Regions from separate parts of the Mus musculus genome. Here region 1 is linked to region 2. The links are chromatin loops, found by intact Hi-C in ENCODE. Cell type or tissue: gastrocnemius. All regions are shown on one strand.

Evidence for each region. A loop is a pair of places that touch in the nucleus more often than their neighbours do. Peaks named below come from ENCODE experiments on the same cell type or tissue, not always from the same donor. Only the 100,000 strongest peaks of a DNase experiment are listed, where the experiment ranks them.
Region 1: it touches region 2 in a loop (9-fold over the local background); 38 of 42 quality-filtered maps call a loop at or near these places.

What each region holds. Positions count from the first base shown.
Region 1 is chr1:154,117,209-154,119,708 of GRCm38, reverse strand. It overlaps LOC108167736 (a long non-coding RNA gene), which reads left to right and starts at 1,856. Exons shown (of 4, transcript NR_168298.1): 1 at 1,856-2,269. In gastrocnemius, a CTCF peak has its summit at 1,458 (motif pointing right); DNase peaks (open chromatin) are centred at 881, 1,464, 1,785, 2,097 and 1 more place; H3K4me3 peaks cover 1,311 bases; H3K27ac peaks cover 1,608 bases.
Region 2 is chr1:153,893,703-153,896,202 of GRCm38, reverse strand. It overlaps Gm38440 (a long non-coding RNA gene), which reads left to right. Exons shown (of 2, transcript XR_387481.3): 2 at 1-2,479. Among named protein-coding and RNA genes, the nearest start is that of Teddm1a, 3.3 kb to the right of the region's middle. In gastrocnemius, a CTCF peak has its summit at 1,090 (motif pointing left); a DNase peak (open chromatin) is centred at 1,092; H3K27ac peaks cover 348 bases.

The sequences.
Region 1 (2,500 bases), 220 kb before region 2:
CCACATTGTGTCTCTCACACAGGACCAAACCAAACTTTCTGCAACATGTTCTAAATATGTGGAGGAAGGAAGGTAGATCCTCTAAAGCGGTAGAAAGGACTCTTGAGACAGCTCCGCCGCGGGTAAAGGCCTTACAGGCAAGCCCAGAGACAGAGCTCAAGTCCCGGACCCCACCGGGGGAAAGAAGAAAGCCAACCCCAGAGACTTGGCATTTTACCCCCGAACACACTGTTGCACGTGCATGCCTGCACACATAAATAAACAAGCAAACAAAAACCCACAGGAAGCAACAACAAAGATCAATGGAATTTCATAATTTAAACAAGAAAGAAAATTGTAGGGGAAAGATTCAACGGAGAAGAGGCTATACAAGAAACAGAGAGCCAGATCTGTCTGAAAACAATGCTGAGGGTGCTTGGCAAGACGAAGAAGCAGCGCGACTTGTGCCAGCCCAGCCAGGGAAAAGCTGCGAGACCCTGTCGCTATACAAATAAAATAAAATTCAAAAATCCTAGGTGGGTATCTACATATAAAACTGACTCTCTTCTATAAACATATGTTCAATAATATTGACTTATTTAAAATATTTTCTTGTTATTTAATCATCATTTTTAGATTGTGAGTTTTTTTTTTTAAATATAGTGTTCCTGTATATTTCAAATAATGGGCTCAAACAACTGCAGCAAGTGTGGCCTTTCAAATGGGGGATATATTATAAATTTAGAAGTATTTAGCTTTTGTTGGGTTTTGTTCATGAATAAATTAAAGTCTTGCCTTTAAAAAAAATAGACTGAAGAAATGTGGAGAGGCAAACAGGCAAGTTGAGTGGAGCAAGCTATGTTGTTATGCAGTCAGAGCCAGCAGGTGGCGATAGAGTAGAGGCAGCGGAAAAAGGTGTCCGCTGGTATGACAGGTGCCCAGCAGGACATTCCAGGGGTAGTGGCAAAGACTTGAGGACTACTACAGTCTTCACATTCCTGAACATCATCCTCTGAGTTCTAAACTAAAATGCATGTTCTATACTGTCTCACAATGACTAAATTCCCCGGCTGGCTTCTAGTTAACTTTATAAACAAATGGGGCTGGTGTGGTATTATGCAACGCAAGGTGTCACTGACCTGGGGGAAGGAAAAGAGCTGTTTGCTTCCCATTTTATGATTGAGTGCAATTTCGTAGTGTGACCCCCGTGTGTATGAGCCTCACACTGCGCCTTGCACACAGCACATCCGCGGCCTCCTTGGCTTCCTTCTTTCCAAACTCTGTTCACCTCACAGCCCCTTAGTTGGTTGTCCCCTGTCCCTCTGAAGTAAAGTTCTTGGCCTTGGAAAGCCAGCAGCCCCTCTGGCCAGAGACCTTTCTGTCCTTCAGCCTTTGTTGTTCCAGATTTCTCGCTGTGAGGCCTCAGCAGTTGCCAGAGGCCACCCTAGGAGCTGGGATCTCAGTGCACAAACAGTGTTATGCATTTGTCTCCTCCTGGGGGCAGCATCCTCCTCACCCCCACACAGGCTCAAACTGAGCATATGTACGGGCACGCGAGCACACACACACACACACACACACACACACACACACACACACACACACACACACACGCACACACGCAATACTCCCTTCCTCATAACCTGTTTCTCATCTGCCCCGGAACAATCTCCAATTCCTCTTTCCTGCCTGGTCTAATCAGCTTCGCCTCTGGGCCTTGGCGTCCCCCGGTATGCAAGCCAGAGGTTTGCACAGTTGATCAGATTGTAGGGAACACTATGTTTCTTCCCCTGCCGCGGCTTGTTTTCTTCAAGGGCCAAGGCCAGCCGGCTGAGCTGTCTTCCTTTTGCCCTCCTTCTCTCTCTTGCACGTGGCCCAGCTTGCGCTGGTGTCTAGAAAAGTCTGCACGGCAGAGCTGACTCTCGGGGAGCTTGCACTTCAAAAAAAAAAATCGCTGTTGGGAGACAGACAGGGTGCTGCATTGCCAATTCGGGGCAAGCCCACCTTGAGGAGGAAGGCGGGATGGGGGTGGTACACACCTCAGAGTTCTGGCCAGAATTCTTGTTTTGCTGCCGCTGGGTTTTTCCCTAAGCAGAACAGGTTTTTCTCAGGCCAGCCAGGCTGCCATGAACTTCTGGTCCCTTCAAGCAGTAAACACCACCAGCCACGGGTTTCAATCTGCACTCTGGCGCCTCTTCCTCGTTTTCTTTCAAACTGCGGGTTTGAAAAATTGGAACGCTCGGACTGGAGAGGAGGCTCGGAATTAAGAGCACTCGCTGCTCTTGCAAAGGTACAAAGTCCGAGATTTCCTTCCCAGCAACCACATTGACACAGTGTTGTCTCCAGGGGTCTAGATGGGATTCATCTTCTCTTCTCGTTAGAGAATTAAAAGGTGGGGAAATTTTCCAGCTGGACAGGTAGCCACAGATAAATCTCAAACACAGCATGTAGGATCAGTAGTTGAAGAAAGGCATATATGGGGGTGTGGGGGGGTTGCGGGGTGAGGAGACACACACACAGA
Region 2 (2,500 bases):
GTTGGGATGTCAACTGTCTTTCACCTCATTTGAGTTTGACCAATGTTCAGTGAAGACACAGAGAGAGAGAGCACCCCATTTCTCAACCTGCATATTAGTGGAAGGTTTGGGTCTGTTTGGACTCTATCTCAAAGCTTGCCTCTGCTAGGAAGTCACATGAAGGGTTTGGGAAGAACCAAGTTCATCTGTCACAGCGTGGGAAAGCAGGGGTCCTACTGAGACTATGGAAGCCACAATCACAATTCTAGAGTTCAACCCCCATGTCTGTCTTTCCTACTTGTTTCTGGGACAGGCTAGACAAGCAATCTATTGCTGAGCTATATCCCCAGCCCACCCTTTATTGTGTTTTATTTATTTTTTATTTTTTTATTTCCAGAAATGGGATTTCTCCATGTAGCCCTGGCTGACCTAGAACTTGCTCTGTAGACCAGGCTGGTCTCAAACTCAGACCTTTGCCTGCCTCTGCCTCCTGAGTGCTGGGATTAAAGGCGTGTGCCGCCACCACCACCACCACCACACCACCTGTGTGGAAGTCGGGGGACAACTTTCAGGAGTCAGTTCTCTCCTCCCACCATGAATTCCAGGACTAGACCTGTCAGGTTTGCACAGTGGCTGATGCCTTAACCCACGGAACCATCTTTCTGGTCCAGACACTTTGCTTTATTTCCCAGAGTACATACAGCTCTGTTTTTGTTCATTATATAGCTGCTAGATGGTTTAAACTTTACTGAAGCCCACTTGAAAGTTTAGGAAAGTTGGCCTGTGGTGTAAAAACTGAATTGAAACAGTTCTTCAGTTGGTTACTTTTCTCAAAGGAGTCCACAGCTGGGCCTGCGCAGAGCCTTTTATCCCTCACCCCTGACCCCGTTAGCTGGTTTGGATCCCTGTTTATCTCATATTTGTCAATTTTTAACTGGAAGCACACAGCCCTATGGTATGTATTTTGGATTCTTGGGCAACATTTAGCCTGCTTCTGGGCTTTCTCTCTCCTCCCCCATTTCTTCTTTTAAACTGGTTTTTGAAAGACTAATATATGCTGGGGTTGGGGACCGAGGTGCTTGGACTGACTGATGGTGCTATTGTGCCCTCTAGTGGTGGCTTGTGAGAATTTCAAACATCGCCCCAGAAGGCTTGAGTCTGAAGATTTTCTTGCCTCTGTTACATATTACATATGATAATTTGATAGCACCCAAGTGTTTCGCCTACACTGGCTGTTTGAGAGATATTATATTCATATCACTGCCTGATTACTGGAAGTTTGTCATAAAATTAGTCTTCAGAAGCCCAGAAATGGGCAGCCTACTCTGCTTGCTTCTCACCCCACATCAGTGTGCAAGGAAGGTGGACAAAAAAAGGACTCTGCAAAATCAACTGAGACAAGTCTAGGGACAAAGAATAAAGGGGAAATGGATTCAAAGGTTTGATCATAAACAAGCCTTATCCTCAGCCCTCACTTGGGTCTGAGCCCAGAAACGTAAGGCAAGCCAAGAGTTGAGAGTACGCCAGACTTTATTCTTAGGAGAAGGGGAGTTGGGCAGAAAGTCTCACATAAGCTTGTCCTTTAGGGGAGTCTAGGGTATTTACACTGTGCCACTTCCTCTACCAGGATTTCTGGCTGGCCTCACCCGTTCTCCCTCTGCTCTTCTTCCCCTGAGTCCTTGTTTAATCTTGGGGATAACTTCCTTCTCCATCGCAGTTAGGGAGGGACTGATACTCCTATTGTTATGTTATGTTACATTACTCACTCGGTAGCCTGGGTGACACTGTCAGACTTGAGGCTGACATGAGGCTTAAATAGCTGACCTATCTCTTTTCTCCAGCAAGTGGACCCATAACAGCAGTTTCCTTAGAGAAGTACATATCACAGCAGTGATACTAGCTGGGGCGGGATGTGGTTCTGTGGGCAATTGCTGGCGGGCTTGGGTCTCACCCTCAGTACTAAGCAACACAACCAAAGCACCACCACTAATATCAAAAGACTAAACAACGTAGGAACAGATTTTGTGCCTTTACTCTCCCCAAGGACAAGGAAAAACGAGAGAGAAGGTGACCTCAGGCTTTAGGATGGTCACCCAGAGGTTGGCAGAGCATCTTACCTGTTGTGTAACACAACGAGAAGGAAGGATGGGTGGGGTGGGCAGTGGAACCAGATGAGTGGAATCAGGAGCTGCCACACAGTTGGAACACACACAAGGAGTTGTGTAACTTAGATACAGCAAAGCCCTTCTTCTTCTGAAACCTACATGTTGGTGAGAGAGAACTCCCCAAGGAAAATTATTTCAAAACCAGGACAAAGTCAGATGTGTCAGATGGTTAGGGAAAAAGAAAGCAGTGTTCCTGCAAGTGGCCCAGTGACAACAGAACAAGAAGATCCATGTGAGCTCTCTCTGCCTTGTGAGTGCTCACTGCCTCGGTAGCAGAAGGTTGCAGTCTGTGTGTCAGCTGAAAGACAAAATAGAGATTATAGAATGGCTTGAGATTCAAAGAGGAAAAGTTGCAA